3 separate regions of the Homo sapiens genome follow, and all the other regions are linked to region 3. Evidence: chromatin contacts called from ENCODE Hi-C or POLR2A ChIA-PET data. All regions are on one chromosome and are shown on one strand. Each heading gives the region's core, a stretch centred on a gene start or an enhancer-like site at or near the end of the contact. The rest is flanking DNA. Distances are from core to core; before and after follow the strand shown. Region 1 overlaps TNFRSF1B (TNF receptor superfamily member 1B). Region 2 overlaps TNFRSF1B (TNF receptor superfamily member 1B). Region 3 has its middle 6.5 kb from the start of RNU5E-1.

Evidence for each region. Hi-C counts contacts between places; a loop is a spot of excess contacts on that map. ChIA-PET counts read pairs that join two places held with the same protein, here RNA polymerase II (POLR2A). Pooled maps may share reads with other maps.
Region 1: a map with no recorded cell type shows a loop between it and region 3 (2.1-fold over the local background). The contact joins two enhancer-like sites. A Hi-C loop is called at or near these places in 2 of 168 maps with a recorded cell type or tissue (MCF 10A and mammary epithelial cell), 3 of 37 single-sample maps with no recorded cell type and 7 of 50 pooled maps. POLR2A ChIA-PET finds 5 or more read pairs at or near these places in 13 of 52 experiments (A673, AG04450, CD4-positive, alpha-beta T cell and 9 more).
Region 2: a map of CD4-positive, alpha-beta T cell shows a loop between it and region 3 (4-fold over the local background). The contact joins two enhancer-like sites. A Hi-C loop is called at or near these places in 4 of 168 maps with a recorded cell type or tissue (CD4-positive, alpha-beta T cell, CD8-positive, alpha-beta T cell and naive thymus-derived CD4-positive, alpha-beta T cell), 6 of 37 single-sample maps with no recorded cell type and 13 of 50 pooled maps. POLR2A ChIA-PET finds 5 or more read pairs at or near these places in 19 of 52 experiments (AG04450, CD4-positive, alpha-beta T cell, CD4-positive, alpha-beta memory T cell and 13 more).

Annotation. Positions count from the first base shown.
Region 1 is chr1:12,208,097-12,210,796 of GRCh38, reverse strand. It overlaps TNFRSF1B (TNF receptor superfamily member 1B), which reads right to left. Exons shown (of 10, transcript NM_001066.3): 10 at 1,577-2,700. Among named protein-coding and RNA genes, the nearest start is that of MIR4632, 18 kb to the right of the region's middle. RefSeq lists a silencer at 239-318. Within about 2 kb of position 1,381, at least 8 of the 41 ENCODE cell types and tissues checked have a DNase peak (open chromatin) inside an H3K27ac peak, as active enhancers do.
Region 2 is chr1:12,179,154-12,181,853 of GRCh38, reverse strand. All of the region lies in intron 1 of TNFRSF1B (TNF receptor superfamily member 1B), which reads right to left. It overlaps LOC124903844 (a long non-coding RNA gene), which reads right to left. Exons shown (of 2, transcript XR_007065466.1): 2 at 1,545-1,901. Among named protein-coding and RNA genes, the nearest start is that of MIR4632, 11 kb to the left of the region's middle. RefSeq lists an enhancer at 1,987-2,700. Within about 2 kb of position 1,378, at least 24 of the 41 ENCODE cell types and tissues checked have a DNase peak (open chromatin) inside an H3K27ac peak, as active enhancers do.
Region 3 is chr1:11,900,313-11,903,012 of GRCh38, reverse strand. No RefSeq gene overlaps it. Among named protein-coding and RNA genes, the nearest start is that of RNU5E-1, 6.5 kb to the left of the region's middle. Within about 2 kb of position 1,397, at least 3 of the 41 ENCODE cell types and tissues checked have a DNase peak (open chromatin) inside an H3K27ac peak, as active enhancers do.

The DNA.
Region 1 (2,700 bases), core at 132-2,631, 310 kb before region 3:
GCTGCAGGTGCCACTGAGGGAGAAAGACAGGAGGAAGTAGGGGTGGGGGGAAGTGGGATGCTTGAAATTGAGATTAGCGTGCAGTTATCAGTAATGCCAGGCTCTAAGGCACTGGCATGGGCACACCCCGAAGGCCACATCCGCCTCCTGCCCATTCTTTCATGTCCTGTGCACAGCTGTTTTCACACTTCAACAGCACAGGTGAGTGGTTGTTGCAGAAACTGTAAGGCCTGCCAAGTGTAAAATATTGATTCTGGTCAGGCGCAATGGCTCACACCTGTAATCCCAGCAGTTCAGGAGGCCCAGGCCGGTGGATCACTTGAGCCCAGGAGTTCGAGACCAGCCTGGGCAACACAGGGAAACCCAAAAAATAAAAATAAAAAAATTTAAAATTTAGCTCGGCATAGTGGTCCATGCCTGTAGTCCTAGCTGCTCAAGAGGCTGCGACTGGAGGTCAGGGCTGCAGTGAGCCACGATCACATTTCAGCTTGGGTAACAGAGTGAGACCTTGTCTCAAAAAATTAAAATAAATTTGCTCCCTGGCTCTTTATGGAATAAGTGTGGGGAGCCTTGGTCAAGGGTTGAGTGACTGAGACAGGCTGGAGGACAGGACCATGGAGGAGAGGAGGGCGAGAAGCCAGGAGGCGGGGCGTTCCATCAATCACAGATCCTATAATCACCAAGAATGAAAATGGTCCCACTGAGGGAGTCACAGGAGCTGGAGTGACGATGGTGACCCAGGGGGTCAGTGGAACCAATACACAGGCCAAGGTCTCTCTCCCCTCCAAGGCTTTCTTCTAATTAATTGATTTTATTTATTTATTTTATTTGGAGACAGACTCTTACTCTGTCACCCAGGCTGGAGTGCAGTGGCCCGATCTCAGCTCACTGCAACCTCTGTTGCCTTGATTCAAGCAATTCTCGTGCCTCGGCCTCCTGACTAGCTGGGATTATAGGTGCATACCGTCATGCCCAGCTAATTTTTTGTATTTTTGGTAGAGATGGGGTTTCACCATGCTGGCCAGGCTAAGGCCTTTAAACTCAGAACTCCTTTTGCCTGACAGTTCCCTGCAATCCTTTGTTCTGGAAAACTGCTGCTCATCCCTCAGGAGGAGGTCAGAGGTCATCTCCAGAACCCTGTTCTAACCTCCTACCTGGGCCCAGGGATGTCCTCTGGGCCCCCAAAACCCTGTACTGGTCTGAGTATCCCAGGGGCAACCACTCTCCCCGAGTGGGGTCCCCAGGAGGGCAGAGCCTGGCTGCCTAGGCTGCTAGGGATCTGCAGAGACCCCATCCCGGTCCTGAGAGCAGGCCCAGGAGACCTGGAGGATGAAGGCATGAGACCAGGGCACACTTGGAACCCAGCCAGCTGTGTGGTCCCGAGCAGGAAGTTCTCTTATGGTTCACAGGCTTGAGGGGGCGGCTGTAACAGGGGTCCCTCTGTGGTCCAGTCACAACAGGGGCCAGCCAGACTCCAGGGACCGTGACGCCATCTCCCCTTACACAGGGGTGGCAGACAAGTAGGAGCATGGACAAACCCAAGCCCAGACCCCAGGCAGAGCCAGGGGTCGACGTGTAAAACAAACAGGTTTATTGATAAGCAGGAATGCCGTCCAGCATACAGTGCAAACTTTCATTGTCTTGGGATCAACACACACACACAAGGGAACCAAGGCCCCACAGAGTCTCCAAATTCATCGCTTCCCGGCTCTGCCCTGTGATGCCAAGGAAGCCTGAGGTTCTCCCAGGACTGTCCACCAGGGGGCAGGTGCGCTCCATCATGTCCTCATGTGGGTCCAATGTGGGCAGAAACCTGGCCAGTCCCAGCAGTCTGACTTTTTTTTTCTTTAAGAGACAGGGTCTCACTCTGTTGCTCAGGCTGGAGTGTAGTGGCGCGATCATAGCTCGCTGCAGCCTCAAACTCCTGGGCTCCAGTGATCCTCCCCTCAGCCTCCTGAGTACAGGTGCACGTCACTGCAGCCAGCCAGTCTGACATCTTGATTCCAGGGTGGAAAACCCTTCTTGTCTCCATGGTAATGGCTGGGCTCTCCCACCCTCCAATAGTTCAGCTGCCAAGCTCAAGTCCAGTGGAATTTATCAACAATTTATCACCCTGCCCCTGCTCTGCTAGACAATTTCATGCCTTCTCCTTTATCCCCATGCTCCTGAGACTGAGCCTTTCCAGGAGCCCCTCAACCTGCTTCCTCCCAGAATCCGGGCAAGGCTACACTGGTTTCCCCTCTGCAGGGCCCTGGCCCTGGGAGGGGGAAGGCTGACTCTAATGGGGAGGAATCCCAGCTTCAGTGGCTTCAAGGCAGGCCATTCAACTTACCGACCTTGGCTACACACACCCACGACACGCAACACAGACGCAGACACAAGACTGGCACTTGGGATCACACTGGCCATGTACCAAAGTGGCAGGGCAGCCCGTTTGGGGCCCAGGAATTGAAGGTGGGGAGTGGGGAAGAGGAACCCACCCCTCTGGGGGAGGAGGAGGGTCTAGGCTGAGGTAGGAGTAGAGAGATGGCTACGAGGACTCAGTCATCTCTAGTTCCTGAAATTCCCTGAAAGGAGATGGTGTGGCCTAGGACAGCAAGGAAGGAGGCGCGGGGCTGCAGGCACACCGGAGTGAAGGCGGAGGGTGCAAATGGCAGGTGGGGGGTTGGATGTGGCTGGCAGAGTTTGGCTTTGTCGTTG
Region 2 (2,700 bases), core at 129-2,628, 280 kb before region 3:
ATGAGAGGTGGAGAAACAGCACGAGCTGGGAGGTGGGGGCTGGGATGTGGGGCAGAGTTGGGCTGGTCCTGGGCCTCTGGAGAGAGCAGAGGGTGGATTAGCAGGGGCTTCCATGCTCAGCTTCTGCCCCCATCCCCTTCCCCCCAGGGAGGGCAGCTCGAGCAGGCGACTTCTGAGAGGAAAGGGCCAGAAATGTCCCCTTTCCCAGGTGTGCTGGACACCGGCCTTGTAGAAGGGGCGCTGACTTAGGTTAGAGGGTCTATGTGCATATGGAGAGGTGCGTGGCATGCTCTGTGCACCGCCAGGAGGTCAGGGTAGTGGGTCCGGGGGATTTGGGGGTGTCATGGACTTTCTCTGAGCCTCGGCATTGTCACCTGTAAAATGGGAGTGGTACTCCTTGCCCTGTCTCCTCCAGGGGTTCTTGTGAGGAGCAAAGGCCCCTGGGGAGGTCCTCACTTGGGTTCATCATCTTCTCCCAGACTCCTGGGGGCTCCATGGGGGCGCTGCAAGGGGCCTGCAAAGGCCCTGGTCATAGACCCATGTTACAGAACATGGGAACTGGGCTCTTCCTGCCTTGGTTTTAGCCAAGAACTGGCAAGGCGAGAACACACCCCAGGGCAGCGAACTGCCCGGCTTTAGTGGGGTGTTAGATGGCCCGTGTGGGCCTTGCAAAGGAGGGGGCCTCCATCCTGCCTCCAGGGTAAGTGTGGGGAAGCTGACCTGTGACTCCTGGGGCTGGCAGTTCACCCCCAGGCTGGCACCAGGCCCGTTCCTCAGGAAGCCTTACATGGGGAGACCATGGCAGGCCCGCTGCTGTGACAGTGTGACAGAGGCTTCGGTGGGGCAAAGGAGAAGAGTGCAACAGGCCAGATGTGGTCCTCCTTGACAGGGACCTTGGGCTAACTCACAGGGACTTTGCTCAGAGGAACACTGGAAGGGTAATGTGACCCCAAAACAGAGTCTGGGTGAGTGGACAAAACCCAGGGGCCGGGGTCTGTGAGCAGCCCAGCCAGAGGACGATGCGGCTGTGAGAGCCTGCAAGAAGGTGAGCTTCTGAGAGCTGCCGAGGGCCGAGCTCCAGGAAGAAAAGACCCCGCTGGAAGAGTAAGGCTGACCCGGTCAGTCAGGTTCCACCCTCCCTGCACACCGTCCCCTCTCTTCTGACCCCACGCCCCCTCACCCTGGAGGACTCAGGAAGCACAGCTGGTGGACAGGGCTGCAGGTATAAGATTCGCTCAAGACTAGGACTCTGCTGGAGCCCTTAGCTGGTAAGGGGCAGGGCCAGGTGGCCAGGGCAGGTCTGATTCTGGAGTTTGCGTCAGCTCTTGGGGAATTGAGCAACCCCGGGTCAACTGACTTGCTGCTTGTCCTGTTCCCAGGCCAAGGCCCTGCAAGTACCCGAGGTGGGGGCCCTCAATGCCTTCTCTTATTTATAAATAGCGAGAGAGGAAGGAAAGAAGGGAGGCCTGGAGGAGAAGGAAAAAGCTGAAAGCACGGCATCTGTGGTGCCCTCTGCTCTTCCGGCCGCCATTAGCACAGCCTTCTTTGGGGATCTTCATGGCTTTATTATTATTTTTTCATTTATAGAAAGAGACCGGGTCTTGCTATGTTGTCCAGACTGGTCTTGAACTCCTGGCCTTAAGCGATCCTCCTCCCTCAGCCTCCCAAAGTGCTGGGATTACAGGCGTGAGCCGCTGTGCCCGGCCTTCATGGCTTTTCAATGTTCCGGAGATCCCTTTTAGATGCCGTACCCTTGGGAAGAGGTCATGCTCCCAGCCTTCCCCAGGGGGTCCCCCCTGGGCAGGGATCTACCCGCTGAGAACGGAAGATGATGCGGTGGGGAGGTGGCCACAGGGAGAAGCTTCAGGCTTTAGGGGTCGAGATCAAGCCTTTACACAGAGCTGGAAGAACAGAGACTGTTCAGATCCAGGAAAAGTACCTACTGTGTGCAGGCACAGTGCTGGGCACGTTCATATACCTTCTCTTTATTTTATCCTAGCACTAACGCAATGAGGTCAGGATGATCCATTTTACAGATGCAGACATTGAGGCTTGGGAGATTTCGTGCAAATTGTCCAAGGTCATGCAGCCAGTGAGCGGCACTCCAGGAGCTGATGGCAGCAACATCAGCCTCTGTGCCCTCTGACAGTTTTGTACCCTGTGATCTTGTCCTGCTCCCTCATTTTACAGACAAGGAGCCCACAGAGGGGAGTGACTCTTCTGTGAACACACTGTGAGCAGGGGCAGGTGGTTCAGTGACTCTCCCAGGCAAAAGGGTCTCCAGGGTCTTAGGGCAGGGGCCAAAGCTGTGGGGAGGGGCAGAGGTATCTGCCCAAGGACCCAGGGACCCCCACACAGAGGAAACCCTCTTCAAGCAATGCGGAAACCACGTCATTTGCATGGCGGGTCGCGGGGCCCCTAGGGCGTGGTGGGAGGCAGCAGAGGCATTTGGGTCTCAACCTTGGGGGTTCACAGGAGCCCCATGGACTGCAGGGTGCAGCTACATCAGGCCAGGTCGTCACAGCAACGCCAGGGCCAGTGACAGCGGAGGCCCGTCTGCCGTCACGGAGAGGAATGGCATCTGCGTTAGGAAGGACTGACCACATCACAGGCAGGCAACCCGGGGGTGACACATCCCACTCCCGACTCGCTGCCTGTGATGTTGCTTTAGAAATGAGCTGGGGGCAGACAGGAAGACTG
Region 3 (2,700 bases), core at 148-2,647:
CTGACCTCAGGTGATCCACCTGCCTGGGCCTCCCAGAGTGCTGGGATTACAGGCATGAGCCACCACGCCTGGCACACACTTTTTTTTTTTTCTTTTGAGACGGAGTCTCGCTCTGTTCCCCAGGCTGTAGTGCATTGGCAAGATCTTGGCTTACTGCAACCTTCAACCCGCTGGGTTCAAGCAATTCTCCTGCCTCAGCCTCCTGAGTAGCTGGGATTACAGATGTGTGCCATCATGCCTGGGGAATTTTTGTATTTTTAGTAGAGACAGGGTTTCACCATGTTGGCCAGGCTGGTCTCAAACTCCTGACCGCAAGTGATCTGCCCGCCTCAGCCTCCCAAAGTGCTCGGTTTACAGGCATGAGCCACCATGCCTGGCCTGAAACTTCTACTTTTAAAAGTAGAGCTTCAAATCCAGCTCCATAGAGCATGGAATTGCGGAATCAGGGTACTTGAATAAAGTCTGAATCTCAGCCAAAGCCAGGGAGATTTGAAACCCAAGAGAAAATGCCAGGAAGCCCCGCTAGCTCTGATGAGGTCAGACGAGTGAAAGCTGTTCCTGCGGGTACCAAAGCTCAGAATGTTGGCAAAGCAGCATGGATTGTGGGAGGCTTGCCTTGGGTCCCATCTGTGGGTCACCAAAATGTCAACCTAAAATCATCAAAAGGGTTAGAATCTAATTTAAAGAGTGTTTATTCAAGCACAAAGTGTGAGGATGGACAATTCGGAAACACCAACTCCAAAGGAATGGTCAGCGTTCTAAAGTAGACAGAGACAGGGGAGTTTTTAGCAGGATTATAGCATTTTTCTTTTTCTTTTCTTTTCTTTTTTCTTTCTTTCTTTCTTTTTTTTTTTTTTTTTGAGACGGAGTCTCGCTCTGTCACCCAGGCTGGAGTACAGTGGTGTGATCTCGGCTCACTGCAACCTCCACCTCTCGGGTTCAAGTGATTCTCCTGCCTCAGCCTCCCAAGTAGCTGGGATTACAGGCACCCGCCACCACGCCCGGCTAATTTTTGAATTTTTAGTAGAGACGGGGTTTCACCATGTTGGTCAGGCTGGTCTCAAACTCCTGACCTCGTGATCCACCCACCTCGGCCTCCCAAAGTGCTGAGATTACAGGTGTGAAGCACTGCACCTGGCCATTCTTTTTTTTTTTTTTTTTTTGGCAGAGTCTCACTCTGTCACCCAGGTTGGAGTGCAGTGGTGTGATCTCGGCTCACTGCAACCTGCATCTCCTGAGTTCAAGAGATTCTCCTGCCTCAGCCTCTTGAGTAGCCACCACGCCCGGCTCATTTTTGTGTTTTTAGTAGAGATGGGGTTTCACCATGTTGGCCAGGCTGGTGTCGAATTCCTGACCTCAGGTGATCCTCCCGCCTCGGCCTTCCAGCACAGCTATAGGCGTGAGTCACTGTGCCCAGCCTCTTTTTTTTTTTTGAGATGGAGTTCGCTCTGTCACCCAGGCTGGAGTGCAGTGGTGTGATCATAGCTCACTGGAGCCTCAACTTCGCTGGCTCAGGTGATTCTCCCACCACAGCCTCCTGAGTAGCTGGGACTAGAGGCACTCATGCCACCATACTGGCTAATTTTTTGTATTTTTTGCAGAGACGGGGTTTTTCCATGTTGCCCAGGCTGGTCTTGAACCCCTGGGCTCAAGCCATCCGCTAGCCTCGGCCTCCTGAAGTGCTGGGATTACAGGTGTGAGCCACCATGCCGAGCCTTTAAAAAGTTACCGTAAATATATTTGACATTTTGAAATTCTGTGTGTCAAAAATAATCAAGCAAAAAGGTGAGCCTCCCACCAGAATCATACTTGCAATACACCAAAGGGTTAACAATTGTACTATATCAAAAAGCCTTACAAATTAATGAGATAAAGCTGGGTGCGGTGGCTCACGCTTGTAATCCCAGACCTTTGGGAGTCTGAAGAGGGCAGATGGCTTCAGCCCAGGAGTTCAAGACCAACCTGGGCAATGTGGTGAAACCCTGTATCTAAGAAAAAAAAAAAAAGAAAAATTAATGGGATCAATACTAAACTGCAATAGAAAATCATTGATAGTAGAGAGAAAAATTTTCCAGAAGAAATGTACATGTCTAATAAATATGTGAAAACCTGTTTGGTCTTACTAGTAATCAGAGGACTCCAAATACAAGCAACTCTGTATGTCACGTCCCATCTATTACATTAGCAAATACTTTTAAAATATAAAATTCAGAGGCAGCCATGTTACAGTGAAACAGGAACGCAGATGCCACAGGTAGAAATAGGAACTGGCCCAATCTTACTAAAATGTCACTTGATGATATGTATCAAGAGCCCTAAAAAAAGTGTTTTTTGAGACACAGTTTCTCTCTGTTGCCCAGGTGGGAGTGCAGTGGTGCGATCTTGGCTCACTGCAGCTTCTGCCTCCAAGGTTCAAGCAGTTCTCGTGCCTCCGTCTCCTGAGTAGCTGAGACTGCAGGTGTGTGCCACCATGCCTGGCTAATTTTTGTATTTTTAGTAGAGACAGGGTTTCACCATGTTGCTCAGACTGGTCTTGAACTCCTGGCCCCAAGTGATCCACCCACCTCAGCCTCCCAAAGTACTAGGATTACAGGTGTGAGCCACCGCGCCCAGCCTAACAAAAGTATTTTAACAGTTAATATATGTCAAGCCAATAATTTCACATGTGGGAATACATCCTAAGGAAACAGAAATGTACAA